Regions from separate parts of the Homo sapiens genome. Here regions 1, 3, 4, 5 and 6 are each linked to region 2. The links are chromatin loops, found by intact Hi-C in ENCODE. Cell type or tissue: PC-3. All regions are shown on one strand. Links, peaks and the distances in the headings refer to the core of each region. The heading gives the core; the rest is flanking DNA.

The links. Hi-C counts contacts between places; a loop is a spot of excess contacts. Peaks named below come from ENCODE experiments on the same cell type or tissue, not always from the same donor. Only the 100,000 strongest peaks of a DNase experiment are listed, where the experiment ranks them.
Region 1: it touches region 2 in a loop (2.1-fold over the local background); 7 of 110 quality-filtered maps call a loop at or near these places.
Region 3: a loop joins it to region 2, with 10 times the contacts of the local background. A loop is called at or near these places in 9 of 110 quality-filtered maps.
Region 4: a loop joins it to region 2, with 5 times the contacts of the local background. A loop is called at or near these places in 3 of 110 quality-filtered maps.
Region 5: a loop joins it to region 2, with 5 times the contacts of the local background. A loop is called at or near these places in 9 of 110 quality-filtered maps.
Region 6: a loop joins it to region 2, with 4 times the contacts of the local background. A loop is called at or near these places in 2 of 110 quality-filtered maps.

The regions. Positions count from the first base shown.
Region 1 is chr14:53,605,508-53,610,992 of GRCh38, reverse strand. The region is part of intron 2 of LOC105370504 (a long non-coding RNA gene); the gene reads right to left. It overlaps LOC124903316 (a long non-coding RNA gene), which reads left to right. Exons shown (of 2, transcript XR_007064176.1): 1 at 1-2,068; 2 at 3,369-5,485. Among named protein-coding and RNA genes, the nearest start is that of LINC02331, 240 kb to the left of the region's middle. RefSeq lists an enhancer at 1,879-3,078. In PC-3, for the core only: no CTCF peak of the experiment used is centred there; a DNase peak (open chromatin) is centred at 2,392; H3K27ac peaks cover 679 bases.
Region 2 is chr14:53,537,480-53,542,964 of GRCh38, reverse strand. All of the region lies in intron 2 of LOC105370504 (a long non-coding RNA gene), which reads right to left. Among named protein-coding and RNA genes, the nearest start is that of LINC02331, 310 kb to the left of the region's middle. In PC-3, for the core only: CTCF peaks have their summits at 3,079, 3,285 (motif pointing left) and 5,032 (motif pointing right); a DNase peak (open chromatin) is centred at 3,274; H3K27ac peaks cover 336 bases.
Region 3 is chr14:54,022,438-54,027,922 of GRCh38, reverse strand. No RefSeq gene overlaps it. Among named protein-coding and RNA genes, the nearest start is that of BMP4, 68 kb to the right of the region's middle. RefSeq lists an enhancer at 4,770-4,819. In PC-3, for the core only: CTCF peaks have their summits at 1,860 and 2,060; DNase peaks (open chromatin) are centred at 1,082 and 2,062; H3K27ac peaks cover 407 bases.
Region 4 is chr14:53,789,910-53,795,394 of GRCh38, reverse strand. LINC02331 (long intergenic non-protein coding RNA 2331) reads left to right here. Exons shown (of 6, transcript NR_184221.1): 3 at 1,999-2,053. Among named protein-coding and RNA genes, the nearest start is that of LINC02331, 58 kb to the left of the region's middle. In PC-3, for the core only: a CTCF peak has its summit at 2,299; no DNase peak of the experiment used is centred there.
Region 5 is chr14:53,927,880-53,933,364 of GRCh38, reverse strand. No RefSeq gene overlaps it. Among named protein-coding and RNA genes, the nearest start is that of MIR5580, 18 kb to the left of the region's middle. In PC-3, for the core only: CTCF peaks have their summits at 3,084 and 3,292 (motif pointing left); a DNase peak (open chromatin) is centred at 3,294.
Region 6 is chr14:54,249,770-54,255,254 of GRCh38, reverse strand. No RefSeq gene overlaps it. Among named protein-coding and RNA genes, the nearest start is that of CDKN3, 140 kb to the left of the region's middle. RefSeq lists an enhancer at 2,476-3,675. In PC-3, for the core only: CTCF peaks have their summits at 2,919 and 3,652; DNase peaks (open chromatin) are centred at 1,504, 2,714, 3,044, 3,734 and 1 weaker place; H3K4me3 peaks cover 2,061 bases; H3K27ac peaks cover 4,230 bases.

The DNA of each region.
Region 1 (5,485 bases), core at 227-5,226, 68 kb before region 2:
AGTCTTTTAAAAAAATCTTTGAAGCATTTCTATAGTGTTTATTATGTAAAAACATAGTTCTAAATGCTTTTGCAGCTATTAATCTGATTCTCCATGAGAAGGATATTATTATCATCCCATTTTACAGGTAGAGAATCTGAGGAAGAGATGAGGTCATTTGCCCAAATTCACACAGCGAGTTAGCAGCAGAACTGGGGTTCCAACTCATGTAGTCTAGTGTCACAGGCCGTGTGCTCAGTCATGACACCATGCTGCCTGGTGGCTTTATTTATTTATTTATTTTTTGAGACAGAGTCTCATTCTGTCACCCAGGCTGGAGTGCAGTGGCACAATTTCGGCTTACTGCAACCTCTGCCTCCCGGGTTCAAGCGAATCCCTTACCCCAGCTTCCCAAGTAGCTGGGATTACAGGTGCCCACCACCACGCCCGGCTAATTTTTGTATTTTTAGTAGAGACAGGGTTTCACCATGTTGGCCAGGCTGGTCTTGAACTCCTGACCTCAAGTGATCTGCCCACCTAGGCCTCCCAAAGTGCTGGGATTACAGGCATGAGCCACCGCTCCCAGCCCCAGTGGCTTTAATAATGACCAAACCTCATCTGTGTTTTCCTCATACACACCCACACTCTCTGGTCCTCCCCACATTGGAAAAGTGCATAATAAGTTTCACCCAGTCATTTCTCCAGAGTCTCCTGAACTTATGGATCAAAAGCAGCCCATCTGAAGTATGGCCCTGGCTAGGAAAAGCCTTCATGGCAAGTATAGAACCTGAACATGGGCTCTTGGTAAAAACTTTCGGTCCTTAGAAAATTTAATTCTTAATGAAAAGCCAATGTTCAAACTATCATTCTCTATGGAAAATAGGAATCTATTCTACAAGATTGACTTTTTCCTCCATGATTTTTTAGTTGTGGGAGTCAAAAAGACAGTATGATTGTGACATATTTTAAAGAGCAGGTGCTTAAATATTTAATGACTTTCAATAGTCCCTCTTTTCTAGCATTCAGGAAGAGTTGAGCAGAAATTGGCAGAAACCGTGTCAGAAGTTCCCATGTTCAGTCACCACATTACCATGCTTGGCTGGCTGAGATGGAGTGACAGAATTTACCCCTCTAGGCTGTTTCTCCATTTTTGAAGTGAGAAGGGCAAACTCTATGACTTCTGGAGTCTAATCCAATTCTTACAGGATTTTTAATTCACTATCCCCATGGCTGCAAGACCACTAGAGATCTGCCTCCTGACAAGGCTTTCCTGCCTCATCTCAGATCCCTGAGCTCCTTGCTCATGAAACTCTAGGCACATGGGCTTCCCTTCTTCCAGAACGCTAATCCCTTTCCTGGCGTAGGGCCTTTCCACCAGCAATTCCCTCTGCTGGAAAGCTGGATCATCACCTGGTTAGCTCTTTTTTATCATTCAAGTTGCTGGTTAACTTCTTTAATCAGCTCTTCTGTGAGCCTGTCCCCAATATCTCAAGCTAAACTAATCTTCCCATCCCAGCACTAACTCTCCATCAATCACCCTGATTTATTATCACCTATCAAAATCTGATATTCTCTTGTTTATTTCTTTTGTTTATAGTCTATCTCCCCCCATTAGGTATAAACTCCATGTCTGTCTTATTCATCATTTTATCTCCAGTACCTATGTAAGTGCATAGTAGCTACTCTATGAATATTTGCTGAGTGAATAAATTCAAGAAATGCAGGACTCCTAATGCAGGCAAAATCAGAGCCTAAGAGCAAGAGGCAGTAGGATTCCTTTCTAAGAGTCACTTCTTGGTGCTACACTTCCCTTTTCTTTTTTAATTTAGTGATTTCAGAACGAAGGTCTGAGTGACTATACACAGATCCACATTGTAAGAGGTAGGTTTGTGTGCCCTTTCTCTTCTGTGGATGGATCTCCTACCTCTTGTGAGAAGTTGTGAGTCTTCAGTGACATCTTGTCTGGTTATACTACCTGCATCACAAACAGAAAATTGCATGTTCCCCCTTAGGGAGACCAGCACCTTACTGTGAGGACAGCTGTGTTGCTCTGGTTCTGCAGATTCTGGGCTTCTAGATCTGAATAAAGGTAGGTTCAAGTCAAGTGGCCATCTGGGCAGAGAAAGGCTGGATGCTGTACTCTAAGAGGTGCTTCTATATTGGCTTCAATGTTTCCTGAAGCTGATTTGATGTTGGCTACTGCCCTGGTGCAAAGGTGTCCTTTCTCTCTTAACAGAAGGACTGAATACCATACCAGATAATAGTGGATATTCTGTCTTGGATCTCTGACCAGACAGAGAGGCTTGACAAAGGCTTAGAGGCTTGACAAAGCTGCGTGGAGTTTCTGGGCGTGACACCTACAGAAGCTGCTCCTCCCAGCTCAAAAGGGAGCAGCTGCCTCCTCAGGGCCAAAGGCAGAGTCTCCACCCAGGTGACTCACCAGGGACTAAAGTAGAACGAGGAGGAACAACCCTGGTGAAGTCACGGGACAATGTGAAAGCATCACCACCTGGATTTCAGAAGGGAAGGCTTGGCCCTGGTGTGTGAGGAACCATCTCAACACACCCATGACCCACGGGTAGAGAGCTGGCTTCATAGTTTTTAATGGTTAATTGACTTTGACTTTTCCTTCTCCCCTCCAACCAGTTTCAGAACCTCCAGGTCTGTGAAGAGACAGATCTCAAATTCCTCCATTCACTCTCCCCAGCCTCCTACATCAAATATGTTATAAAGTAACAACTCAGAACTAGTGATTTTCTATTCCACTGTAAACAGATTTCAGAGTCGGAGACTTCAGCACTTCATTGCCCCAATATTTGGTTGAGAAGTACTTCCTTAAGTATTACCAACTTATCTCTTGCAGCAATATCAGCCCATTTCTTCCTATTCAATCTAGTGTAAAGGAGCAAAATAGTGACTATCTATATTCTTCATGATCCTTGAAAACAATTAAGTCAACCCTTAGCTTTCTGTCTTTATTCATCAAATGTCAGGAGAGAACATGCTCCCACCATTATAATCTTTCCGGTCATCCTTTTACAAACTTTACTTCTTTGCATCATTCTTCTAACTATGAAGTCAGAATTGTACATCCTGCCCTCATAAGGTCCGTGGCAAGTCTTGGAGCAACAATAAGTTTCTTTCCAATTTTTGATGTCACATTCCTATTCTTTCTGATCTGGAAATGCATGGCTGACTTATATTCAACTTGAATTTAGATCTCAGGTCTTTTCTTGTCATATAGCCTCACCCAATTCTTCCCTAGACAGGGTTAACTGCATTAGTTTTTTTGTCCCTGGATATACTGACCTTGTCCTCTACCTCTTTTCAGATGGTTGGTGTCCTACATTTCCCAAGTTTATTAACATTTATTTTTCAATCACTGAAAGTTTCAGAAAACTCAGACAGCTAAGAAGAAATACCTGCACATCATCTGACAAGAACATGGAACAGTCTTGGCACCAGGAAGATACAGATGTGGCTGACCCAGACTTGCTCCCTAAAGTTCACCCTGAGCTTGTGATACACAAAATTTGTTTAAGAGTTCCTGTAGTGATGTCCTCACCTGTTATTAGAGTCATTCGGGCCTCACCTAGAGAATAGTTGTTGGAAATCTGTTCTCAGCTTCATTTGTTCTCTTGGCTTATTCTCACTTCCATATTGCTCTGCCTGTCTAGATACTTTTTTTAAACTTATATAATGACAACTCAGGACGACTGATTTTCTATTCTATTATAAGCAGATTACCAGGTCAGAGACTTAAGCACTTTGTTGCCCCACTATTTCATCTGTCATACGCACTTTGCCCATTTCTTTTCTAAACATTGTTAACTGTATTAGGATTCTATCCCTAGGTAGACTGTCCTTTTCCCAATTTTATTCTGTTTCGGATCATTGTCTTACCAAATTTATTAAGTTTAGTTACATTTTTTTTTTCCTTGGAGGTTTCCCAGACTCAGAAACCTAAAACTGCCTGGGGTGGTCCCAGCTTACGTTTGTATTCTCAGCATAATTATTACAGAGTTTCCTTTCACTGTCAGAAGAATCTTGCTTTGGATGGTAAATTATATGGTCACTCTGCTGGCCTTTCAGACTGACTCGGAACCACCCCACACACCTGACTGAGGGCACCTCAACTTCTTCCAGAACTTCAGTTAGAGACTACATGTGGTCTTTCCTCCAGGACTAGCTTCTGGTGGTCTGGAAATGAGTATCTGACTCCTGGCAGGGGTGCTGTGGCACTGCCTAGGACATTAAGCTGAGCTTCTTTCTAAGCTAATGGAGCCCATGAAGGTTAGATGATGATTACTCTGATTCTGTGTGTACCTCATAAAGATGCAGTGGAGTGGAGCAATTAAAAACTGGAACTTTGGAGCAGGACTGCTTAAGTTCAAATCCTGGCTCTGTCACTTTCATTTTATATCATTTAATTGGGGCCTATAAACCCATGTACATGTTCTTTATTAAGAGATCTTTGAAACAGAATATTTATACATGCACAGACCCACACTCATTTAGTTGTACTTGTGATCTAACATTTGCAGATTTCCCATGTCACAAGATCTAATAACATGGACATGGCATGGATGACTCAGCTCCAAGCCAGTTTGTCATATTATGATAATTCATGGGACAGTAAGCTTGGCAAAATTTCTCAGCACTAAGACTTCCTCTCCACAAGACAGACACAACAACTATTCCCCCTCTGGATGTTCAGTAAAAGCTGAATTATGTCATTCATTTATTCACTCACAAAGCATATGTTCTTTATGGAGCTCTCAGCCGTACAGCATTAAGGGCAGTAAAGAATCTAAAGAAAATAATGTCCATGCTTAATCTCAAGTAGTTTGTTACTGAGCTGGAAATAATCGAAGTATGCACACAAAAATTGAATGACCATGCAAGACAATGAAGCCAAAAATGCAAGACACTGAAAGTGAAAAGAAATATAATAACTAAATGTCAGATGACCTCACATAAGATCTATAGAAGCTTAGAAAAGAGAACCTAGGAATGAAGACACCAAGAGAGTCAAGACCTAGAAGAAGATGGAAGCTGTGAATCTGGGAAGAAAAACATAAATTTTAGATATGCATTGAACATCAGATTCAGACTAAATCTAGTATCTGGCATCAGCTTCAGCCTTGGCTTCTAGAAAGCCAAACACCTACTTCAGTGTCCTTTTTTAGTATCCTGGAAGTTGTAAATGGTCAGTGATCCTGTGATTGTGCAGCTTAAAATCTTATTTGATGAGCTCAGCAATGCTAGGAAGATGACAAAGCCATGTCATTTGGAGTAATTTTTAAAATAGATGTGCCAGCTTTTTATTCTGAGAAGTAAATATGTTAGAAAGGACAATCCTTATTATCATTTCATACAAGGATATTTGACACCAAAATATAGATATGACATGATCAGATTTAATTTTAATATCTCAATATTCACTTTCAAGTATGGGTAAGTATTCTCAATATCCATTGGAGTTTTTAAAAGACATTGTTTTGTT
Region 2 (5,485 bases), core at 317-5,316:
ACAGGAAAACTATCCAGACTGGAGATTTGCCAAAGGGCATACTTTGGCTTCCTGCCAGTATTTTGTAGTGGGGAAACATTATGTTGAGGGACTTCCTTTGCTCTAGTGAAAGCTTACTAAAGGTCAGAAAATTATCCATTTTACCCACACACGGTGTCTGACATTCACAGATTTATTGTGGTTCAGGAATTCATGACATGTCCTTTGAGTTTACCCTGGATGACAAAGAGAGTAGAAATATGATAATGAAATCATTATACATAAACATTAGTCTTTTCCACACATTTTCCTTACACTGCCCCCTCCACCAAAAAGTGTAAGTAATGGCTTGATTTGCTACATTCTATAATGCTTTAAATAACTTTAAAAAATGTTTTCCCAACAGAAATATAATAGCATTTGGTACATAATAACTAAACCTGATGTACTGGCACATAAATATAATCCTTCTTTAAATTTTTAAATTAGATCATTACATTTACAGTTCCATTTTTAAACTATACTTTTTAAACAAAACATTTGATGTTAAAGGGGAAATATCACAAGGACAGATGGGTTGTTTCTATCCCTTTATACTCCACTCTATTTTCTTTTTTATATTAAATACTAACATTAAGGAAAATTAGTGTCTTTTTGTTGTTCTTTGTGAAATAAATACAAAAAATCATGTGCGCAAACTGCTAAACTTTAACAAAGCAATACATAGAGACTTATTCTTTTTACAAATTAAAATTTATTTCAAGTCTTTTTCATTCAATGCCAGGCCTAAGACCACCAACCAAGAAATAATCTCTAGATTTTAATAGCCCCCATTAATATCTATGAAAGCACAGTAAATGCATAATTTTCACATCAGGATATGGAACCACAAGAAGTGAATTATTTATATGGACTACATAAAAGTAATCTAGCAATACCAACATTTGCCAAACAAAAGTATCCTTTATAATTTTCATTCATTCAACAAAGATTCATTGAATTCCCACCAAATGCTTTGCACCAAGGCAGAAGTTTTCAGGGATTTGAGATGTATAACATGCAACTCCTATCCTAGAGAAACTAGGCTTTTTGTGTGTTGAGAGGGGAGTTTAGCAGACACAGAAGTATGTGTGCACAAGATAACTTACACCTACACAAGATACCCAGTCATATTATGTGATTACAGATGCAATAACAGTCATAGTAGACAAAGGGCATAGTGGCTCAGAAAGAATTGTGCTCACTATTATTTTTTAACTGTCTAATAAGTTGTCATGGAAATGGTGGGGCATTATTCCAAAGGATAAACCAATGGCCAAGGAGTCCACTCCTCACAGATGTATACATCTAATTGAAAGGAATTCTGTTGATACTCTGTTACCCTGGATAAATATTTTTATACCTTAACACCCCTCTTCCCTCTTTCTCTTCTCCCACTCCACACCCATCAGCTGCTTGTGCTTGTAGTGCCTGTTGCTATGATTCCTACATGTTCTGCCAGAAATCCTAAGCAAAAGTGAACCTTAATCTTTGAGCACCAGAGAAAACAATGTTACATTAATGACCTATCCTTATACACAAATGAGAATTGGGAAGGGGGCATATATATGAATGCATGGATTTCCTGAAGAACTTTCACGAAGAGTTATAAGCCATCTCTTGTATCATCTTCTGTGGAACCAAACCAGCCTCCTCCAGAATTATTAATCTCTGTGAATAGATGACTAAGCTAGATGGCAACTAAGTGTTCATACTTTGTAGTTAAGTTTTCTAAATGTTTTTGAACCTGCAAATTTATCCTCTTTTCTTTTTTCTTAACATTATAGTTTTAATCTTTAGAATCAGCACTAGAAGAAGGATCATTAAGAAACTTAATGTATGTACACTTAAAGGTAAGGAAATTAAAATCAGATATAAACTGCAGGATGTTCATAACAGAGGAATTGCTTTTGTTTCTAACCCTCCTGGGTCCAGTCTCCAGCCATGAGGTATCATGACATCATCATGTGATGGTAGTCCATGATGTGAGATGGAACAGAGAAGACATTAAGGTGTTACAGTGCATCCTGGCCAACATGGTGAAACCCCATCTCTACTAAAAATACAAAAATTAGCTAGGCATGGTGGTGCACGCCTGTAATCCCAGCTACTCAGGAGACTGAGGCAGGAGAATCACTTGAGCCGGGGAAGCGGAGGCTGAAGTGAACTGAGATGGTGCCACTGCACTCCAGCCTGGGTGACAGAGCAAGACTCCATCTCAAAAATAAAATAAAATAAAAATAAAAAATAAAATTGTTACAGTGGCACAAAGGTTCTCCAGAAGGTAGAAAACTTACTGTTTTTCTTTAAAGCCTTTTTCTGCTTTGTTTTCTTCAGAACTTGACTACAATTAAGATATTTCACACACGTTATGCCTTATTTGGAGAAGTCAAGTCATGCATCCTTTTTTTTTTTTTTTTAACAAACTGCCTGCTCTCTGCACCAACAATATGGATGCTGTTTTCACATATCAAGCCAAAAAAGAAATCAATTTATAGCCTGTTATTCAAATTAGGCCATCTGTGAATTCCTCGTTGTACAGAGAGTTTTTATGGCCAGCTATTCTTAAAAGTTGACAGGTGTTCAAGAAATATGTGTTAATTTTACAAATTGAAATTTTATTTATTAAGAAATTCCATGCACTCAGAAAGAGATGTGACTTGAACAGGCTAGCTTTGTTGAAAATGAGCAATCCAAATCTTTGAGAGATACAAGGACCAACTTTCCAGGCCAAGATGCCCCTTTAAGTAATGAAACAGTAGGATTTATTTTACTACTGAACGGTTAGGGATAGCCAAAATCTTATTCTGGGCCACAAGTCTATGACCTATTTAAAAGCTGAGAGACTTTGTACATTTCTGAGGTTAAACAAAGGGGCCTATGGTTCAAAAAAACGTACAGCAACGAAGCCCAGAGGCAAGGCCTGAGTAGTCGGGAACAGGCTGCAGGAATCCAGCTCTTCCCAACTTTGCTCATCTCTGTTGCTATTTTATTTAGTGAAGTTATCCTTAGTGACTAACTCAGAATCAACAGATCTTATGCAAGTGAATTCCTATCTGGGCTAACAAGAACCAGGGAGGTGGTACAAAAGAACACTGAAATCCTAGAGAAAAGGTCTATGGAAACATCAGCGATCTTTAATTCACTTTTCTCTTCCTCTAAGAACCTGCTTTTGTATTTCCCTTTCTCTCCTTTTCTTATTACTCCCCTTCATCAGTCATTCTTTTCTGTAGTCAGTTGGGTTACCACCCAAACCCACAGTGACACCTGCTGGCCAATTTGCAATGGTGAGCCTGAATCCTGCGAGGTCTTGCTTGGCCCACAGTAAGCAAGAGTCCATTGAGGCAAACACTAAATACTACACAATTCTTTTAGAAACTTAGACAGTGAGAAAAAAATTAAGTGAGCATTGCCAGGGAAGTTCAGGAATGGAGAATTTTGCAGAGAAAGCTGCCTGAACCATTACAAATGTAAAATGTATGTATTATAGGTGTTTTTACCTCATAAAAAATAGCCAAAAATATATCCGGTGCTGTGAGACAATTGTGAAGACTTAAGAAAATAGTTATGGTAATCACTCATGGAATGTCACTTTTTACATTGGTTTTCAGTAACTACACTTATAGTCCAAAAGGTTTTATATTAGCATTAATTTATATTAAGTCCCCCCCAAAAAACGCAGGAGAATATGTTGCACAAACATTTATTTCCTTTAAATATATTGATTAGAGCTCCAACACAAAGGGTTAAAAATTTAGGTTTAAGACTTTTTTTTCTGTTATTTCCCAAGGACTTCCAATTCTTGGTCAAGTTTCTTTACTGAAGAATATTCATATTTTGTTAATCCTAAGTATTTATACATTGGTTATTTTGGCTGGGTACATTTTTGAGGATGTTTGCTTTGTTTCAAGCAAATCCGTTCCTGACTGGAAAGTACAAATTCTAGCAAAAACAAAGACAACAGAAATATTTTTTAACATTAATACATTTTCTTAAAATATTTACACTTTTCATTTGAAGGTTAAATCCTAGGAATAATTCTCCATACACATGTTCATATTTGAAACAGGAGGTTGTCCCCAAGGACTTGTAGCAACAAATGTGTATTGGACAAAAATGTTGGCCTTCTTCATCCTTACTCTGTGTTCTAAAAGCCAAAACTTCATTTTAGCATGACCTTAGAAGAATAGTGATACTTTTAGAATTTCCTGGTATTTGGTGGAAGGAATGTTTTTATTTGACTGCAGATGTCACTTGGTTTACAGGAAGGATTTGGTAATGCATTCATGCCAGTACTGCACTTACCCCAGATTTCTTGCTATGTAGGAAGAACACATGTCAAAGCTCACTGTTTGTTAAATGGAAAAGATTCAGTACACCAGAAGCTTCTATTATAAACATTGTGACTTTGTGCAATTTACAAAATGTTCTATCTCCATTAAACAATAAACCCTTGACCCCAGAGCTCAGTTTTGGGATTCTGCGATTTGAGAAGGTAGACATAATGGATGGCAATAATAAATGAAAAGTTCAAGAGGTTAAGAAAAACTGTTTAATTATTTCTGTACAGCGTGGGCTGCAGAAAGCTTGCATGTCTGCCTTCTTCCTCATAGAAACACTGCATGGAAGAGATCCACCAGGGCAGCCCAGGCAGGGCATAAAAGCAGGTTGCGGTCCCTCAGCTGTGTTTATGAACAAATGATTTCTAGATACCCTTCCATCTCTGAATCTTTGCAGTTCCTGCCAGGGGAGATCCAGTGCCAGTCCCAGCGCTCAGCATCTGTTTTCCAAAGAGCTTGGATTTGTTAGCATGAGAAATTCATTGCTCACAGTTGCTCCCCAGCTGTGGCACTAGTGAGTGTAGCCTCTTTGCCTTATTTATTTGGAGAAAACATGTCCTCTCTTGGAGGTTCTCTTATATAACTAGTCCTGGACACAGGCCGCTGTGCTTTTAATCCCAGGCCCATTAAGCTGCCTTGTTAGTGAAAGAACTCCTCCACATTTGAATTTCACAAGGTTGGGATGTCCACATGAGGGCAGAACTTGGCGATTCCCAAGGCACCAAGCTCTAAACCAGATGTCTAAGAAATAAGGGAAGTCTATTAACTTGGGCCTTAATTGGAGAGATAATCTAGGGACAGGTCTCAGTGGAGCTTTGGAGGCCAGGTGAAAAGCCTTCCCAGAAGGAAATGACCAGAGCAGAGCTGCTAGGAATTCCTCGCAGGGTCCACACTGCATTCAGAGCAGGAGCTATCAAAGAATGCTTTGTAGGTCTAAACCCTGGATCTTAAGGATAGCAGACAAGCATTCTTGTTGTTGCCAGATGAATGTGAATTCTTTAGAGCTTCCTATCTCTCCACCCATCCCAAAAAATGTACAATAAATTGCTATCTGTCTTATTCCATCTAGACTTGCAGAAACCAGATAGGGGCAGCTGCTTAGATGACCCTTGGCTTCTGAACTCTAG
Region 3 (5,485 bases), core at 138-5,137, 490 kb before region 2:
ACTCATAGGTGGGAATTGAACAATGAGAACACTTGGACACAGGATGGGGAACATCACACACTGGGGGCCTGTCGTGGGGTGGGGGAAGGGGCGAAGGATAGCATTAGGAGATATACCTAACGTAAATGACGAGTTAATGGGTGCAGCACACCAACATGGCACATGTATACATATGTAACAAACCTGCACGTTGTGCACATGTACCCTAGAACTTAAAGTATAATTTAAAAAATAAGTAAATAAATAAATAAAAGAATTCTCAACTTGAGAAAAAGGTATTTTGAACTACATGATAATGAAGGTATTTCATATTTGTAGGAAACAGCTAAAGCAGTGCATAGAAGGACATTTATACTTTTAAGTGTTTATTTTAGAAAAAATGCTTAAAATAAATGATCTACACTTCTACTTGAAGATGACAGAAAAAGGAGGAAATTGAACCAAAATTAAGAAGAAATATGAAAATGATACATACAAGAATGAAAAGCAATTTACATAGAAAAGGGACAGAAAATAGAGAAAAGTAACAAAGTCAAAAGTTTGTTCTTTGAAAATGTTAATAAAATTGATTAAAATATAGTAAGACAGAGAAAAAAGAGAATGTACAAGTCACAGTTGTCAGGAATGAAAGAGAGGTCATCACTACTGATCCTAGAGGCATTAAAAGGATAGTAAAGGGGTAGTATGAACAATTTTATGCAAATAACTTCAAGAACACAGATGAACAATACATCAGAAGCAATACTTTATACCTGGAGGTATTGCAGAAATTATTAACATCATCACAAAGTTGAAAGACAAAGGAGTGGTGAATCCTCCTATCTTCATGACAAGTTACCTAGTAATAACAAGTAATTTTGGAGAATATCAGTCGATTATTGTAAAATTAGTTAGGTAGTAATAGTAACTCCAATCAGCTCCTATCCTAGATGTGGGTTCTATCTAGTTTGCTGCAAGACTGCCTATCATGAATGGGTATTATCTTACTTATCAAGTCATAAAATTGGGTTGCCTAGCAGCACTTACTCAACAAGGCTAAGCAAGTGACATAAGACTGAGTTTAAGCAGGCCTTAAATGTACCAGTGAGTTGTGTGAGCAAGCGGCTCACATTCTCAGTGTTCCTACTGTTGATGCATAGCCACATCACCTTCTACCTGCTTACATAGCTTCATGGGTGGGAGGAGTACCCTATGACCAGTTGATTAAAGAAGCAAAACATTAAACTTGATTTTTAGGTGATACTGTGCTATATGCAGACTGTTCTCATTAACCTCAATTGTGTGTGATGACAAGGACAATGATGAAGAGAAATCCTCTCTGTAATAGGCAGAATTATATGTGGAATATCTTTTCTTCACATATCCTGGAAAGAAAGTTGTCCTGCATTACGAGTCTAAAATGACTTATAATCAGTGGCTAATACTTGTCTGGGTCATCAGGGACTAGAGAAGAACAATACTGAGGATTGATAATGAGAGGATCTAGGGGCAGGGTAAGTGGATGGAAACCTCTATTATACCAAGGGTGGGTGGTAGGAGTGGCTTGCCCCAGGTACAAGCAACTTTTTAGAACTTAGACCAGCAGAAAGTTTTTTGAGAGGGAGTATTGTGAACTGGCATTGTTTGGAATTGCTAGCAGATGGTGCTAAGAAGAAGAAGATTAAATCGTAGTTGCCATTATTATTATTATTATTTAAATTATCTGCCAACAATGCACTTCTTATCACCTGCACCTGTTGAACCACTCCCATTTCCCCACCTTAGGTCCAGAGTGTGTCAGTATTGGTGCCTTATGAATGCTCACCAATGGCCCTCAAAACTAAGGACTTTCTCAATCAGATGGCAAAGGATGGACCAGATGGCCAGTTCAGGGATGTAAGTCAGCAGCCACTTTCCTTGGCCACTCCAGTGATTGCTCAGTGAGCTTATTGAAAGTGTGGTGGGAAGGATGAAAATTATATATGTGGGATATGGCTTCTTTCACTGCTGTGTGTCTACTTTGCCAACATCAGAGATTAACACTGAGCCCTGCTATGTCACCATAAATCAGTATCACTGGCCAGCCACCTGGTGGCAGAATAATGATATTGGACTTTTATTGTTGGCAGGGGGTAGGAATTAACCTTACTGGAATAAACAGTCTTATATGAAATTGTCTTCCTTAAAGCACTCAACTCATAAAACTAGAAAAGATAAATAAACGAAATTGAAGAGAGGCATAATAGAGACAAAAACAGAAATACTTTTAAACTACAACAACCACAAAAAAGATTTTAACAATAAAACCTATAGGTCATAAATTGAAAAGACTTATGAAATAGACAAAAACTATTGCTATTCCACTAATAGATTAATACAGAGAGAATGGCAAATAAATATTTGGAATGAGAAAGGCAACAAAATGGTAGATAGGAAAAATTATTTAAGAATCTGTCTTTAGGCTGGGTGTGGTGGTTCACGCCTGTAATCTCAGCATTTTGGGATGCCGAGGTGGGCAGATCACGGAGTCAAGAGATCGAGACCATCCTGGCCAACATGGTGAAACCCTGCCTCTATTAAAAATACAAAAAAATTAGCTGGGCACGGTGGTGTGTGCCTGTAGTTCCAGCTACTTGGGAGGCTGAGGCAGGAGAATCACTTGAACATGGGAGGTGGAGGTTGCAGTGAGCTGAGATCACGCCACTGCACTCCAGCCTCGTGACAGAGTGAGACTCTGTCTCAAAAAAAAGAGAAGAATCTGTCTGTAAGTGTATATCAATAGACTTGAAAATCTTGATTAAATCGATAATTTTCTAGGTAACTGCAAATTATCAAAATTAACTAAAGGAGGTAAAAAAAAATCTGAAATAGGCTAATAAAAGGAATAAAATAAAAAAAGATAGTAAAAGGCCTACCACTCTGAAAAAAGGCACCAGGTTCAGATAGTCTTACGTGCAAATTGTACCACATTCTTAAATATTAGATAATTCCTAGGCCATATAAACTAAATGACATTTACACCTAGTTGATTTTTGACAAAGGTGCCAAGAACACACAGTGGTGAAAACTGGATATCCAAATACAGAAGAATGAAATTAGACCCTTACCTCACACCATATACAAAGATCAACTCAAAATGGATTAATGTAAAACCCAAAACCATAGAACTACTAAAAAAAAAAAAATAGGGGAAAATCCCCACAATATTGGCCTGGGAAATGCTCTTTTTGGATATGACCTCAACAACACAGGAGACAAAAGCAAAAATAGACAAATGAGATTACATCAAATTAAAAAGACAGCAAAGGAAACAGAGTAAAGAGACAGTCTACAGAATAGTGGAAAATATTTGCAAATTATACTTCTAATACAAGGGTTAATATCCAAAATATATAGGGAATTCAAACAACTCAATAGCAAAAAAACAACCCAATTTAAAAATAGGCAAAAGACATGCAAATGACCAATAGGCATATGAAAAAATGCATCATTAATCATCATGGAAATGCAAATAAAAAAAAACCACAGTGATATATCACTTCACTCCTGTTAGAATGGCTATTATCAAAACGACAAAAGATAAGTGTTGATGAGAACACTAATGTAGAGAAAAGGGAATCCTTGCACACTAAGGGAATGCAAATTAGTACAGCCATTATGGAAGACAGTATATAGTTTCCTCAGAAAATTAAAAATAAGACTACCATATGATTTAATAATCCCACTGTTGGGTATATATCCAAAGGAAATAAAGTTAGTATGTTGGGGAGACATCTAAGCACTCCCATGTTTATTTTACCCCTGTTCACAATAGTCAAGATATGGAATCAACCCATGTCCATTAACAGATGAATGGATAAAGAAAATGTGATATATATGTCATATGTATATATGAATATCTTATATATATCAGATATCAGATATATCATATATATATATAAATATTATTCGGCTGTAAAAAGAAGGAAATCCTGTCATTTCCAACCACATGGATAAACCTGGAGGACATTATGTTAAGTGAAATAAGCCAGGCACAGAAACACAAACACCACATGGTCTCACTCATATATGGAATCTAAAAAAGTTGGTCTTGCAGAAACAGCGAGTAGAATGGTGGTTGCCAGACGTTGAGGTGGCTGGTGGGGAAGTTGCGGAGATGTTTGTCAAAGGATACAAAAGTACAGTTAGATAGGCAGAATAAGTTCAAAAGATCTATTGTACAGCATGATGACTATAGTTAATGACGATATATTGTATTCTTGAAAAATGCTAAGAGAGTGGATGGTAAGTGTTCTTACTGCAAAAATGTTAAGTATGAGGTAATGCATATGTTAATTAGCTAGATTTTATCATCTCACAATGTGTGTATACTTCAGAACATTATATTGTAAATAATAAATACATAGAATTTTATCTGCCTATTTAAATAAATTTGAATATTCTTTTAAAAAATTAAATGAAAAAATACTATGTGGCTGGCAAAACTCTGATATAAAACTAGTCAAGGGACTTTCTGTTTCTGGTCCAGCATGTAAGGAGCTTAGAAGTTCACCACTCTGTCCTAATAATAAGTAAAAGTCTGAATAAACTGAAAAATCAGCAGCAATCTGAGACCCATCAGAGAAGTGAGGTCACAGGACTAACTGCAGCCTCCCCAAATTAGAGTGACTGACAGGTGGATACAGAAAATCACAGCTTGTGTGAACAGAAACCTGTGAGCATACACCTCTGTGGCAACGAGTACCAGTGTAGGAAAACATACACTGAAAGTGAAGCATTACCAGAGGCCCAATGTGGACAACTGTGAAAATTACAAACTCTAGGGGACTTCCAATCTTCCGGGGGAGAGGGTGCAGTGGGGTTGTGAGGAAAGGTTCTCACAATTTTGTTCTGCCTCCAGGAACTCTACCAGGTCCTAACAGTGAATATCAGAGAAAAAGCCTCTCGTGTTTCCGCTGGGGAAGGAGACAAGAAACCATTTTAAAATATGCCAGTGCATTCTGCTCTTTTTAGCAAGGCCTTCCCTGAAGAGAAGCTATTTTATCAGAGCCAGTCTGCTGGCATATTATCAGAGTAACCAACCTGGGGGAATACAAATATCCATAGAGTTGTAGCCAACTCTAGCTTTCCATGTAGGGGAAGGAAAATACCCAATGCCAATTCCCTTTAGCCATCCTGTCCCACCTAAGGTGGAAAAAACAAAATTGAGAAACACTGCTGAAATTCACAGTCCAGGGGCAGAGGCTCACCCAAAGACTGAGACCTGATTATAAGACTGTAGAATGCTTCCCCTTGCCACTACATTACTAACAGCCTATTTACTGCAGTTCCTTTTACTCAATACAGCAGGTCTACCTTTCAATAAAAAAGTACAAGGCATACTAAAAGGTAAAGCAAGGGGCAATGGTGCGTGCCTGTATTCCCAGCTACTTAAGAGGCTGAGGTGGGAGGATCACTTGAGTCCAGGAGTTCAAGGCCAGACTAGGCAACATAGTGAGACCCTGTC
Region 4 (5,485 bases), core at 232-5,231, 250 kb before region 2:
CAATTCAGGTACTTAAAGAGGTCAATATTTCTGGAGATAAAGACATCATCCTTTTCCAGAACTGCAGGGAAGAAGAGGAAAGGGATGGGACAGTCATCTGTCAAAATGGTTGTAGGGGCAGCCTGGGAAGATGGTACTTGAAATTAATTTCCCTGAGGGAACTTGGGGTGAGATGGCATGAGGGCCCCGTGAGGAAAGAAGGGTGCTCATTCACACTGAAGACCCTGGATATATTCTTAGGGGCTGGCACTAGGCTAACGTCTTAAAACTTTGCACTTTAAGCTGGGCATAGTGATGCATGCCTGTAGACCCAGATACTCTGAAGCCTGAGGCAGGAGGATATCTTGAACCTGGGAGGTTGAGTCCAGCCTGGGCAGCATAATAAAATACTGTAAGAAAAAAAAATCTGCACTTGACTCAGATTTGGTCATTTGAAACCAACCTAATGTGTTATTTGAGGCACTGAAAGGCAAGATCATCATTTCAAATATAGGGCTAGTTGAAAAGTCACACCTCAAATAACCTCATGAACTTTTAAGGACAGGAATGTATTTTGGCTCAAATTTGAGAAATGTATGGATTTAACTTTCAGAAACTACTTAACAATAACCTTGATGCAGTTAGGAATGCTTTGGCCATGTTTCCATTTGCATGTATGTGCTGGGTTTGGAAATCTGGGCTGTGTACTCCAGAATCACCCAAACTTCCCAAATGTGATTTAATTCTGGAGAATTTGAGAAGACTTTACATGTTAGACAAACGTAAACTGGTTCTGCACTCTATGTGGTTTGCATGAAAGCTCCCAGTGGCTGAGCTGGGTTTCCCAAGTGTCCAAAACTCCCTGAAAGTAAAACCCTGGGTATGGGTTCCTTTAAGGTCAGTCACTGCATTTTCATTCCAAAGATTTTCTTGTTCTTGAAAAGGACCAGGCAAAGGGAGGGGTCTCTGATCTGGAGCATCTCTGCTTTTGGCCCAGGCACCCATCACCCCATCAGTTTGATTCCTGCTCTGTAACCACAAAGACAAGTATGATGAATCTCCTTTTGGAACACAATGCAGTTTGCTTGGATAAACATCCACTTTAGACAAACAATAAAAGCAGCTCAAGTGGGGCCTTGGCTGCTCTCCTGGTGTTACGCTCATGAATATGCCTTTGGTGCTTGGCAGCAAAAATTTTCTGGTTGCACAAAATAGTAAACCACCCTTTGGGAATACCCATCCCCTGTCCTTGTTGTTCAAAACATATTGGAATTTAAGTTATTAGCCCTAAACAAGTAACAAATTTAACCCTCTAAGTCTCCATTTCTATGTATTGTAAAGGAGGATTTTTTTTTTTTTAAATCATGAGGGAGAATTCTAAGGGAGTTGATGAAACAGATGCTGTGTAAACACAGTTCTATTATGTTGAAAGATATATCAGCTCAGCCACAGAGCCTTTACTGATCCCTCTGTTAGAAATCATTTATCTTCTCCTCTCCTCTGAACTATTGCTACACTTTGCTTTTTCTTATGGAGTACTGATTTTATCTAGCATTTTATTTATTCGTGTGTGTGTCTTAATTTCCCTTCTAGACTGTAATTTTCATAGTGGCATGAAATTTATGTCTTATTCAACTTTGTTTTCCCTACGAATTATATATATTTATATATACACACACATATATTAATATATAAACAATAGACATACAAATATATTAATATATACAAATAATATATACACATTAACATATTATATATAAAATTTGCAGGGAAAACATATATATGTGTATGTGTGTAAATATATATAATAACATTGGTTTTATAAATATAAAACCAATCCACCAATCCATTCCCATACTTCCTTTTGGTAGACTTATTCCTTTATTCAAAGATTTTGTCATTTGGTATGTGTTGGTTACTGAAAATAAGCTATTTTTTTTTAATCACCGTGCCTTGTGCTCTGTGTTTGTTAAATGGGATCACAAAGTAAAAGCTATTATTTTTATCCTCCCTTTACAGGTGAAGAAACAGAGGCAAAGGGAGCATAAGCAATTTTCCAAAGGCCATACAACATGTAAGTGGCTGAGCCAAGACTGAAATCACCAGGTTCTTAACCACTAGGCCATATTGCATTGGAGTGTTGCCTCCTGGAGTAAGACTAGGTAAGAAAATATGAAAAACATATGGCCCCTGAATCAAGCACTTCACATTGTAGTAGAAAAGACAGACCTGCAGAAACACCATAAGAATATAGGCTGATTGAGTGTAGTGATGGAACTTTGTGGAAAGGCCATAAACACAGCAAAAGGGCTGCCCCCAGGTGGCAGTGATCACTGGGACAGGGCTTAGGTGGAGTGTGGATTTTCTTTGTTTGACAGGGGTTGTCTCAATATCAAAAATGGCTCTTTTAGTAGGGAGGATAAGATTTTAGAGACCATCTTCCAGTTCACCTCCTTTATTGCAAAAGAGGAAGCTGAAATAAAGAAATTTAGGAGATTCGCTCAACACACAACTGATTAATTGCACATTCAAGACAGAACAGAAAAAGTTGTCTAAATCCTGTAGCAAACCTGAATTTTCCTGAAGATTCATTTGGAAGAAGAAACAGCCAGGAAAAAAAAAAAGAAAGAAAGAAAGTAAAAGAGATGGTAAGAAATGATAATGCCCTTAGAAGGCCATTATAAAATATAGAAAAATCAGTGAAGAAACAAAAACATCTAGAGTCACAAATGTCATATTGGCATCTCCTACTTTAGAAAAAGGTACAAAAAATAAGACTTTCCCCTTCTTCCCCATGTTCCTCCTCAGGTCCCCCCACCCATCCCCTATCCCTGTTTTCTACAGAAGCTTACATAGAGAACTATGAGACTATTGGGCATGGTGGTCTGTGCTCTGCACCCTAAACATGGTTTCACTGATTGCTAGTTTTCCATAAGAATACAAAACCAATTGTTTATTGTACTGTCACAAGTTTGCCTCCCTCAGGCTTTCACTATTTCAGCTAAAACAGATGCTATTTAGAAATATAGAATATTGTAAAAGCCACTTAATTCTCTAATGATTTCAATTATAAAAGGTAAAAATTTTTTACCTCCCCATGCTTCAGGTTAATTTTGTCCTCACCTTATGTTTTTGTTATTCTCTCTGCCTCGATTCTCCCCTCATTTCCATCCATTTAATTCTTTGCTCCTCTTCCTGGAATTCATATAGTAGGAATTCCACCTCTCCCATGTGCATTTGAGCCAAAGTTCCCAAAGCAAGTTCTATGGAACATGATTACCTGAAGAGCTTCCTGAAAGCTGGGTTCCATGGTCAAAGAAGCTTGAGAAAACCTCACATTATCTCTTGTCTGATGACCAGAATTTATTATTTGTACCTTAAAGTTTAGCAGTCAATTATTGTATATGTAAGAAATGATTAAATATCTATCATGGACCAAGCATACACAGGGCTGAATATGGGAGTTATAATTGTTCCCTCACCCTAAGTAAGTCTTGTCTGTTTACCCAGATTTTGTAGTTCTGGAAAGTAAGGACTGGTCCTATTGTATTGTTATACTGTTATAGAGTTACAGTATAATGGCAATAAGAGAGGCTCAATAAATGATTTCCGGTTGGCTTGTTGGTTAACTAAATGTGAGTTAGCTTTTACCAATAAAAATTGCTTTTATCTTCTCCTTGAAAACTACTCTGCAAGAGAAAGTGCCTTTGATCCTACTTAGTAGGATAGTTTTTCTAACAACAAAACTCTCTACAGAAAGTCTGAAATGCATCTGCATAATGTGACTGACTCAAATAGCAATGTCCAACATCAGAAAAATACCAATTTTCCAATTTTGGAATGCCTACCAGGATACATAGAAGACCACAGGGAAAAAAACACCACAATTATCCCCATTTTATTCTCCACTACAGAAATCCAGCCTCTGTTGCTGGATTTGATGTCTAGCCACAATCACATGTGACTAAGTTGAGTTCATGAACTGAATTTGGGCTGATCCCATTAAATTCTTAAATAGAGAAAAATATTTGTTCTCACCTGACCAGCTTTGACTAAAAGGCATCTTGTGGTGAGGACAATGCAAAATGAAGCATGCCATTCTCCTGTCACACGATATCTGCCTCGAAATCAGATTGCCACCCAGTGATTAATACCGTCTGTCTAACACATTCCTTGTTTGGGGGCTGGGTGTCAGGAAAGAAGGATTTATTATATCATAAGATGTCCATGAACAAACTCCAGGGACAGATGTGGTAAAAACAGGACTTAAAGCATTTGGTGAGAATATCCCAGTTATTCTTTAAGGGACTTGTCAAACATTAAATTAAGTGAAGCAGAAGGGTTTTATGATTTTTCTCCCCTCCTTAAGTGGACTGTCAGAGTTATGTTACTAGAGTTAATGCTACCAAATTTGAATGCTTGAGTGCAGCCCTGTCTTGAAGTATTTGTCAGGGAAAAAAAAAGACTGTTTGAGGCTTGGCAGACACTTCCCATATGAGTTATGAGAGAATAAACTATTTCCAAGTTGTACTACTGAAAGCTGAAAGGACCTATGGAAGACCTTCCAAACTGTTATTATAAATAGGAATTCAAACCATGGAAGAATTCATGCAAAATCTTGATTCAGAGCATACTTGAACTTAGCATTTCCCTTACCATGGCCTTTCTGAGTGTGTTACTTAACACTGCATAAATGGTTCTCAACTATCTGAGGATGGTGTTTGATGTCCCTGTTGCTGTTGAGTGCAGAATTAAAAACAACAAAAAACGGCTCCAAATTTCAAGTATGCACTATGCAGGTGAGCTGGGAGGCAGGACTTTCTGCCAGTGGAGTCATTTAACTCTAGAATGTGCTGGTAAGAGTGGATTTGATGGAGGGTGTGAGTTGTCAGCTCAGAGAAACTTAAGCTGGAATGTAGCTTGTTACCATTTGTTACTGCTCTGCCTCACCTGAAATGCTGTTTTCTCTCCAGCCATACCAGATCCTCTGTCAATTAGAATTCTGGTCCTTGATGAAACCTTGTTAGATTGCAGGCCCTAAAGGCAGAGGAAAGGCAGCAATGATGGGGGACGAGTGTTTGCACTGTGTTGGTCTCTCCCCATCACCTTGATACATCTATTGAGAACAGATAGTCAGTTCCACAGCACAGCATAAAGTTTCCCCCAGAGTGTGGTCCTTGAGCTACCTGCATCAGCATCATCAAACAAGCCTTTAAAATGCATATTCTCAGGCCCTGTGCTAAATATTCAGTATTAGACTCTCTGGGAGTGAGGCCTGGGAATATGCATTTTAAGATTCCCCAAGGGACTTTGGTGTACCCTGCATTTCTACTTGAGATTTGGGTTACCTCTTTTATTTGTAGTTGCAATTGTTTAGACCAGATGCTTCCTGAAGAAGAGGCTACAGGAGAGGGAGGAGACGGGGTAGGGGAAGAGACAGAGACTGGACCCTTTGAAAGGGTGATGTTGGGGTCAAATGGACTTCGAGAGCAGCTGTAGGGCAGGG
Region 5 (5,485 bases), core at 292-5,291, 390 kb before region 2:
TTAGGTCCTGTAATTTTTTAAACAAGACATTCCCCTGCTACCAAAAAACTGTATCTGTATCTTCTCCCTTTTCTTCTGATTTTAAATTACACATGATTGTGACTGGTGATAACCAAGACCTATCCCATGGAAGGCTTTAACATTCAGCTCCAGTGCCAACTGGCAACATTTCTTAGGATATCCTGGTGAACACAGCAGGGAGATAGAATTTGATTGGTTGATTCATTTCCTACCAGGTCATAAGTTATCACCATTGAAGGTATGGATGGGAAAGGGTAATTTGACAGGATATATTTAGATGCCTGAAATACTTCATAATCTTGTTATTGCCTATTTTTCTGTGATGGCTTAGAAATGACATTTTGTTCAAATAAATGCAATGAGAATAAATGTTTTATGTAAGATACAAAAATAAAAGAACACTCAGAAGTAACTCAAGAAATGCAAATAAAGCAAAATTTAGTTATCACATTTGAACTTAACTATTTGGCAAAGATTTAAAGATTGGTGATATCATATATTTGCAAGAATGTGTGAAGATGGGCAGGTGACTGACTTCTCACTGTGTTATTAAAGTGCATATTAATAATTAGGCATTATTAATAAAAATTTGTACAACTTTCTGGAAGGCAGCCTGATACTGGATTTCAAAATTTAAAACTCCACTTCAGGTAATTTATCTCAAATACACCAAAATATATATACAAATCATCAGAGCATTAGAAATAGTTGGAATAAAATAACTAGAGACTTAAGCATCTATCAATAAAGGATGGATCAAAATCATCATTATGCATTCATACAATGAAACTGTATGTTGCCACTAAAAAGAATCAGTCATAACTGTAGTCACTGGCATGGAAAGATATTTCAATAGCATATTATTTTTAAATTAAAAAAATGCAATAGAAAGCAACTCTGTAGGAAGGACAATTCCATCAATATTAAGTTGTGTGTGTTTGTGTGTGTATGTCTTTGTATGTACACAGATGTTCAGAATGTCTAGCACCATAGTTACAATGATAACTTCTGGAGGATGGGATTTGGGTAATTTCTACTGATTTTGAGTGTTTTTACTTTCTTTAGTCTTTTGTAAAGACTAAACATTTTCTTCATATTATCTTTATAATTAGAAAAAAGTATGTTAAAATATTTTTGGATAAAAATATGCTTCCTAGGGCCAAGACATTTACCCAAAGAGTTCCATAAACTTCTGTCTTGCTCAGATATGTTGGTTTTATTTATAAGCATAACTCTTATATTCAGAATATTATTAAAGGATTTGTAGTGTATTGTGAACTTCCCTTTTAATAAACATGAAGTATTCCAATAGTGGCCAATTAAATTAGGAATATGACACATACTCATTGAAGACAAGTGTCATGGGCTGAATTTTGTCCCCCCAAATTCATATGTTGAAGTTATTAACCTCCAGTGCCTCACAATGGGACTGTGTTTAAAGATAGGGTCTTTTAAGAGGGAATTATAATGAGGTCATTAGGGTGGGGCAATCTAAGCTGATTGGCGTCCTTATAAGAATAGGAAATACAGACACAGACACATGTAGAAGGAAGTCCATGTGAGAGCTCAGGGAGAAGAAAGCCATCCCAAGGCAAGGAGAGAGGCTTCAGAAGAAATCAACCTTGCTGATAGCTTGATCTCAGACTTCTGGCCTCCAGAATTATGAAGAATAAATACATTTCTGTTGTTTAAGCCACCCCATCTGTGGGGCTTTGTTATGGAAGCCCTAGCTAACGAGTACAAGTGAACCTCCCTCATCTGTACTTTCTATTGGGAGTGTTGTTCTTGTTCAATAACATTTCAAAGTTATTTAAATATATTTTACATGAATGGTCTTGAACGAATTTTATTAAGTTGCCCAAGTTAGTAAAAGAAAAATGTGCCCAGTATGTACCAAATTCACCATATTACACCTAAAAACAAATCATCAAAGGTAAAAGTCTAAAAATAACACAAAAGAATTGAAATTATTTCAGCCCTAGATTGGGCTGGGTTTAGCAATTCTGAATTGCAGAACTCCACACCTACGTATATAAATTTTGAAATTTATATATAAAATTATATAATTTATATAATATATTATATAACATATATAATATATTACATTTATATACATTTTTATAATTTATAATTTACATATTATATGTAAAAATTCCACATCTATGTATATATGAAATTTTGAAATTTATATACATACATGTGGAATTCTGCAATTTTCATTAGATGAAAGTATTGAAGAGAAATATGATTTTAATCAGGGCTGTTTCTTGAAAAATTGAACAGCCTACTGTTTTGTTTCATGTATTGTTTTAATGTAATATACGACTTTTTATAGGGGAAGGAAAAACTCACACTCTGGAGAATTTAAAAAATGAGAAAGTAAACTACTCTTTAATTGGTGGGCCTTTTAAAATTTATAGTTCTAATGCTGTTCATGTAGTGATTTTTATTTAACAATATCTCAAGGTTTTAGGTAAAGCTTTAAACCTTTTGGAATGTAAAGGCATATTTGTAAATGAAGGTTTAATTTTACCAAAGGTATGGTAGCTACTTGATAGTTATGAAGTATGAAATCCTCTGGAAGAAAAAGTTACTTTTAGTTAACATGTGTTGGATCTTGTGTATTTACAGGAAATGTTTTCATTTAAGACCACTGATACATTAATAGTTTCCAGGCACATTTTATGACAGGCCCTAAGTTTGTTCTCTTTTGAACAGCTAGGAAAGGATGTTTTTAAAGTAAGCACTTAGATTTGCCTGGATCTCATTTATAAAGCAAGGGTCTTAACTCCAAATGCCTCTGAAATCAAACTATGCCCTGGAGTGGTGAATTCCCCAGGGATGACCAAAGCATCTTCCACTCAGTTTCTCTTTACTGTCATTCAAGCTTCCTAAGTCTCTTGTACTCTTCTGTTTCCTCTCTTGAAAAGCAGTGAATGGATGCAGCTCCTGGCTGTCCTCCACCTTCTTCAGTTTTATTCATGGACAGTCTATGACTTTACTTTCATCGTTCCTTGGAGAAGTGCTAATCCTAAACGATTTAGTACAGTACTGGTTTAAAGCTCTGTGCTTATTCTGACACTGGGTTTTGACTGTCATTATATTTTTAATGAGCATTTTGACACCTCTAAGTATTGGGAGGATTTGATTAGGTGGAGAAATAAGAATGTGTTATCAAATGAGAGGGCTACAGTGTTCTCAAGAAAACAAAGTGCTTTTGATCTCAATCCTTTTGTCTTCCAGTGTGTTGCTAAAGCCCCCTAGTGGCCAGGTGACCCCAATCAGGTGCTGAGTGCCCCCTCTTGGGGAGAGGATCCTAAGGATCTTCCTATCTCCAGAGCTCTCTGAACTATGGTAGAGGACTATTTGTCCCCAATATAGCCTGATTCCCTGGTTTAAAAACTTCTCAGAGAGTCCTGGCCTTTACCTCTGCAAGCTCCCAAAGGAAGAGAGAGCCCAGCAGTTTCTCCAGCTGAGAAGAAGGGAGATCACTGAAGCCTTTAACTAAGTAGCAGGGGATATTTCCACTGTTTGTGAGGAATGGAGAACTCATTAATGTGCTGAAAGCTGTGAGCTGGGGCTCCCCAAAGTAGCTTCCTGGCTTTAGGTGTCTTATTCTGCCTGCACAACGTCAGAAGGAGGGAATGAAAGAGTCCAAATTTCCTCTAGACCTCCTCATGGAAAAGTTTAGGAAGCATAAAAATATAGTCTGGGGCTGGGAGCAGTGGCTCATGCCTTTAATTCCAGCACTTTGGGAGGATGAGGCAGGAGGATCGGTTGAGCTCAGGAGTTCAAGACCAACCTGGGCAACATGGTGAAACCCTGTCTTTACCAAAAATCCAAGAAATTAGCCAGGCGTGATGGTGCACACCTGTAGTCCCAGCTACTCAGGAGGCTGAGGTGGGAGGATCACCTAAGCCTGGGAATTTGAGGCTGCAGTGAGCCATGATACCTCTCTCTATATCTATATCTATATATCTATCTATATCTCTATCTATATATACAAGTATATCTATATTTGTATATACATGTATATATCTATATATATATATACACTATGTATACATGTATATATAGATATAGGTATAGATGGATATATAGATATAGATATATAGAGAGATATAGATATAGATATATAGATACAGATATATATAGAGAGAGTCTGTACACTTACATGACTTGGTGGCTTGCTATAAAATTAAATGACCCCTCAACTTAGGTTCTACAGTGTATACCCTTGAGGAATCACCTCTCTCCCCCAAGAACCCATTCCTCTAAGCCTATATAGCCCCCATTTATAAACCTATGACCAGGGACAATGTCTTGTCTGTATCCTCAGTGGTGAGCAGGGTGTCTGGTATATACTAGGGGCATACTTAGTCTTGGAATAATTAAAGGTAATGGAATCCATTTGATTTGAAGTCTGTGTTTTTGAAGAGATCCTCTAAATTGTAAAAGATGCACTTTACAAGTTTTTATTTTTATTTTTTTTTTTTATTTTAAGACAGAGTCTCACTCTGTTGTCCAGGCTGGAGTACAGTGGCATGATCTAGGCTCACTGCAACCTCTGCCTCCCAGGTTCAAGTGATTCTCATGCCTCAGCGCCCCCAGGTAGCTGGGATTACAGACATGTGCCACCATGCCCAGCTAATCTTTGTATTTTTAGTAGAGACAGGGTTTTGCTATGTTGGTCGGGCTGGTCTCAAACTCCTGGCCTCAAGTGATCCACCCACCTTGGCCCCCCAAAGTGCTGGGATTACAAGTATGAGCCACTGCGCTTGGCCACCCAGCTTTTTAATTAATTCTTTTTTTTCATGTGTGTGAGCTAGGTATAAGGCAGCATGCTGAGCATTATGGGTGATGCAGAGAAGTCCTAGAGAGAATTAATTCCTGTTGCCAAGGAAGGAACAATAATCCCATGGAAACTACATGCCCACCTTGATCCCATGCCCCCTATAACTCCTACCCTAATTCTTCACTCCTAGTCTGGTTTCCCCCACCTTGGACTCACCCTTTATTTCTCTTCTCTCTGCATTCTGTACCCTGGACTTCATGCAATCTGCCCTTGGTGAGATGACCACATTGTGAATTCAGCAGTCATGTTGTAGTCCTCTGAACCTTCATTTTGTCTCTGAGAGCGTTTGACACATGGAGCCATGTCCTCATTTTCCACTCTGCTCCTTTCTACTTCCTGGCTGCACCTTCTTGGTCTTTTGTTTTTTGGCCAACATTCCCTTCCCTTACCAAATCTAAGTGTTGGCTTTTATTTGGGCTCTATCTTGGGCTCCCTTTCCTCACGTTGCTTTTCTGGCAATGTTAATCATGGGATAAAAATCAGAAACACCTGGAAAGTTATATATATATATATATATATATTTTTTTTTTTTTTAAAGCTACACACATCCAGACCCCAGAAATTCTGATTTATTGGGCCTTTGGTGTTTGTATTTTGAGACAAATTTCA
Region 6 (5,485 bases), core at 136-5,135, 710 kb before region 2:
CAGGTACTGGCTTTTAACAATTAGAGGATGTTCTTTCACGCAAAAATGTCTTCTCTCTTTCAGAATGTACTGTTGACCCTTGAACAACACAGGTTTAAACTGTGAAGGTCCACTTATACATGAATTTTATCCCATCTTTGCCACCCCAAGACAGCAAGACCAACCCCTTCTCTCCCTCCTTCTCAGCCTACTCAACATGAAGACAACAAAGATGAATGATCCACTTCCATTGTATGATGTTCCTCTTCCACTTAATGGATCATAAGTATATTTTCTCTTTCTTATGATTTTCTTAATAACATGTTGTTTTCTCTGGCTTACTTTATTGTAAGAATGCAGCATATAATACATGTAACATACAAAATATGTGTCAAATGACTGTGTTATCAGTAAGGCTTCTGGTCAACAGTAGGCTATTCATAGTTAAGTTTTTGGGAAGTCAAAAGTTATACACAGATTTTTGAGTGTGTGGTCAGGGTGGCAGTCAGTACCCCTAACCCCTGCATTGTTCAAGGACCAACTGTATTGCTTTGGTGTAGATGTCCATGAAGTCATATATACCTTAGTGACCAACGTGAATTAGTTTGTCAGATGATACCAAAAACTAGGACAAGGGTGGGCATAAAGGAAAAAAAGAGGAGGAGGTCTCAGTGAAGGACCTTGTGCTCATTTAGCATGTGGGCTGAGGACAAAGATTGGGCAGAAAGTACAGCAGAGCTCCCTCCCCTACATTCATCTGTTTGAAGCCTCTACCCAGGCACATGAATAACAAGAAAGCTGTCTGGAGGCTCGTGGAGGCCTTGATGTCTCCTGTTAATAGAGATAGTGGAACTGTTTTTTCTATGTTCTTAGGTTTCTGGGCATATTTTGAGAGGAGGGAAAGAGTTATAGGGTGACTATAAAGGGAATAATTCTGCAGATAGTTTTGAGCAATGCCATTACATAAATCATCTCTATTTAGTCATCTGAAAGAGCAAAGAGGACTATTTTAACTTCAGCTCCTTTTAATTCTCCATACAATAGAGGTACTAAGGGTGTTAGCAGAGTGGCCAAAAGTCAGGGAGCTTGAGTGAGGAGGGGAAGAAGGAAAGGTCTTGGGCATCCCCTGACTTTGAGTCCTGGACCCTGGCCCTAAGAACAGCCACACAGGCCTTTCCCCACAGCCTTGTCAGCCAACATCCCCCCAAACTGTGTCCCACTTAAAATAATGAATCCCAGAATCCCTTATTGGATTCAGCCAATCCACATGGTGTGGTTCGGCTTTTAAGAAGAATAAATCAACATTTAAAGCCTGCCTGGATTTATTGTAAACAGTCTCTCTCCACTAAAAATGGCCCACAGTGTGATTTGGCCCCGTGCTAGGATGGTGGCTCCATTTTGGAGCCACATTTGCCTTTAAAATAACACAGCCGTGAGCAAATGCACCTCACTGTTGGCTGCATGCATGTTTTCTTAGGAACTTGAAAGGGCTTCTCTCTGAGTCACCTTAGCTGCTCTTCTGAGTCATTTCTAGGGTTGAGAAGGAGAATGACAGAGAAGGGAGCAATGAGGCTGGGTGAGCAGCAGCCTCACTGTTGTTCTTGCCTGCTGTGACCTGTGACATGTGCTCAGATCTCCTCTGGCCTCGAGGAAACCCCTGGAAGGCGGTCTTCCCATCTACCAGGAAGGAGTAGACAGATTTTTCTACCAGTGCAAAAGGGTGTTCAGTGTGTATTGCAGGTTGCCCTGTAGCCTTCCCAAGACCAACTTTCCAAGACTGCCAGGCTTGATCCCCTTTGAGGCTGGTCCCAGGTGGGGGTGGCCTTCACCTGCAGCACCCATATACTCTGTAGCCAGCACAGGGAGGCTGCCTAAATCTCCTTACTTACCTATGAGGTATGCATAGATCTGAGGCTTGAGTCATGGTGGAACTTGTGACCTATCCCTGATCCCACTCTTTGTTTGTGATCTGGAGGCCCTCTCACATCCCCAGTTTCTGATAGAGTCTTTGCCTCAGTATCTGACTACTGCTCAGGCATATTACAAAGACATTACCTACCTGGTGAGATTTCTTACTAGAAATATGTTTTTCCAGTTAATGGTTCCCTGGAATCCGAATAGGTATATTTTAACATTGGCTTCACTATTTGTTAGTTTGGTGAATTAGGGCAAATTAACTTAATGTTTTGAAACCTCAATTTCTACAACCATATAACAGAGATTGCAATAGTGGTAACTAACTTCATAGGGCTGATGTGAGAATTAAATGAGGTAGTCTCTGTAAAGTACTTATCAGGGTACCTAGAACCCATTGAGTATTTAGTAAATGTTCCTATTATTATATCTTCATGAATGTAGAAATTAAGATGCACTCTTGAGACTCCCAGGGCATGACTGGCCCATTGCAAAACATCATAGCTACCATGAACATCTGAGTCTTCATAAGTGGACCTGGCCTTAAGTCCTCCTGGCAGGTGTATCATGCTGATCTCATGGCTGGTCTGTTCAGGAAGTTCATTGCTGGCTAAGGGAAGAGCTCCCCTCCCAGAGGCACATGGGCATCCCCTGGAGAGAAGATTCCAAATTTTCCAGCCAGTCTTCAGTCAGCTCTTTGGACCCAGGATCTGAGGCTACAGCAGTATTCAGACTTCTTAAACTATTTGAATAGCTGCTTCCTTCTGCATCCTTGGACACATTAAAAGCAGTGTACACATAAGACTCTTTGGCTAGTGTTCCCAAGCTGAGTCAGATTCTGGGTTGAAGGTGAGACACAAAATAGCAAACAGAAGCAAGGCAGACAGGCACTCACACCTGGGTGCTAGGAATGAACAAAACAGATGCCCAGAAAGTCGGGAAGAATTTGTCTGTGAACACAGAGTCTTCTGGATTTACCATTTTGATTCCAGCAGCTCCTAGAAGACTTTCAAAGTGAAGGAGTGCCCCCTTAGGATTGCTGAAGTGACCAAGCACCTGTGTGGGGAGCCACACCCAGCCATTCCTAAGAGGACTCTGATTTATGGAGAGAGGGATTCAGAGCTCAGCTGCATTCTTGTGGCTGGGATCAAAAGGGCTTTCTCACTGACCACAGATCATATCCCGGCAATTCTCCCCAGACAGAACATTCCTGAGAATGAATGTGGTCTTGACCACAGCCCATGGGGTGGAGTAAAACTGGGAGGGTACATACCTGGGAGGATGGCATTTTTAATAGTCTAAAACAAAGGTTTATGTACCCCCAGACCAGATTTGGAGAACGTTGTACTCTCCCCTTCTTGCCTAGGCATAACCTGTTTAGTGGAAAATGAGCTAAACTGAATTTTCATCCTGACAGATTACTTTACTTCTTTGGGACTTAGTTTCTTTGTTGAAATGGGAATGTTTGATTCTAATCAGAGGGACCATTTTTAGGTGGTTTGCCACAGTCCTCACCTTTCCATATTGTCTCATATATGGCTTGCTTCACTCCTTTCCAGTACCTCTCTGACCCCATTAAGAATTTGAATTTGTAGCCTCTGGACTGGATAATCTGTAAGCCCTTTTCCCCTCACTTTCCAGCTGCAACATTCTTGAAAATCATAGTTATGAGTAGACTATTTAAAATAACTGTCTAGTTGAGATGTGTATGTGTCTTCTGGAACGAGGAATGGACACAGCTGGGACTGGGAGTGGGGTGCCTGCTGGTGGAGTCATGTCTGGCAATCCCAAAGCAGAAAAGAGTGCCAGCGTTAAGTGGGAAAACCTGCCTACGGGACTGACACATCCAAGATAATCCACTGTTTGCTTTTCCAGAGTATTCTCAAGAGTTGGCTTGCTCACTTGTTCCAGGGCAACTTGTCCCTGAAAGGGTCAGCAAAATTGTGCTTTCTCCTTTGACGGGGTGTGTGAGCCTGGCAGAGAGAAGAAAGGGATGAGGGATTCTGAACTTTCTTCTGCCAGCCAGCATCACTTATGTGAATTTCAGTTGTCTATGTCTGTAATAAGAAGGAAAAAAAATGCTCAGTATAATTGGATCTCCAAATCCAAATCCATTTTGGAAGATACTGTACCCAAAATGAGCTGGTATAAGGCAGAGGGGGCTGCCCAGGCCTCCCTTTGTTTTTCTTCCATTCCTGATGAAGTCACAGCCAAGAATTTTGTTTGATGAGGAAGTAAATTATATCATATGTGTAGGTCTTTAGAGATAGTACCAGCCATATTTGAAGGACTTTTAACACAAACATTAATATTTATATCTGGCCTGTGGGTTCTATTTGTGGCACAATAGCCTGAACTTAGATAAGAATCCTGTAGATAAGAAGAAAGTTTATGCTTTAGTTAATGAGAGATTTCTCGCCTGCCCTTCCTAATGGACTCAGCAGTTGGCAATTACGTCGTGCTGATAACTGGCCTCTCTCGGCTCCCCAAGCATGGAGCCAAGAGAAGGGGTATGGTGGAGGGGGCTGATAGACAGGGAAGAGTCCTGTAGAGTAAAGAGAATATTATATGATAAATGGCTCCTAGCTCACAGAGTGGTATCCAAAACTCAAGAAAAAGAATATTCTGAATACTGAACCATTAACTGAGGGACAAGATCTCACTCACAAGCTGTGGACACTGGAAAAAAGAACAATGTATGGCTCTGTATCATCCACCATTTTCTTACATGTGTAAGTACATTTTTTTTAAACAGCTTTCTTCCTGCACAGAGCTCATTAAATTAAGGAAAGTAGGCTACTCATTTGGGGAGCGGACTCTGACAAGTACCGAGAGAGGTGTAGCCTCCTTGAAAGTTCTAGAAATCTTGTGGATTAGAAAAAACTCTTTCAAAGCAGGCCTTGATGGTTGCTCATAATACAGTGGAGTGTCTATAATATTACTGGGGCTTAGAGAGACCCTGAATATACAGGAATCTTTTACCTTCTTAATAAAAATACCTTTTAAAAAATAAAGTGGTTATGTTAACTTTTAGGGATATGGATTAGTCACTTGACTAATTATATACTGAGTTTATCAATGTAGTTGCAAATATTCAAAATTGTCTTCAATATAAAATGTTTTTAATTTAGAAATACTGCATTGTTCACTCTCATAGTTTAAGAAACTAGATATTTTATTAAAACTCTTCACCCCTATCTGTGACATATAGGCCTTCTTTCTAGCCCTGTAACACAATTTATCAGAACACATGGTCCTCACCTCTGTCTGTTTCAGAGATAGAGTGTTTGAATCTGTGTATGCCAAGCCACAGTTTGCCATTTATATAACATTGGGGAATTATTTTGTTTTTCATTTATTTTCTACATGTATAGTTGTGATCTGCACAAATGTAACCTTTACTCTACGACTTCTTAAAATGTTTTTTTAAAAGTTCCTTTGAAATGACACATAATATTTGCAATTAATCTGGGTGAAATTTCTTTGTCTCTCCAACTTTTTAAAAAGACCAGTTCTATCAGGTGACTTCTATAAGTATTCTAAATTAGTTTGATTGTGTTCTTTTAGTCTAATTATTTAATTTTTGATTAAA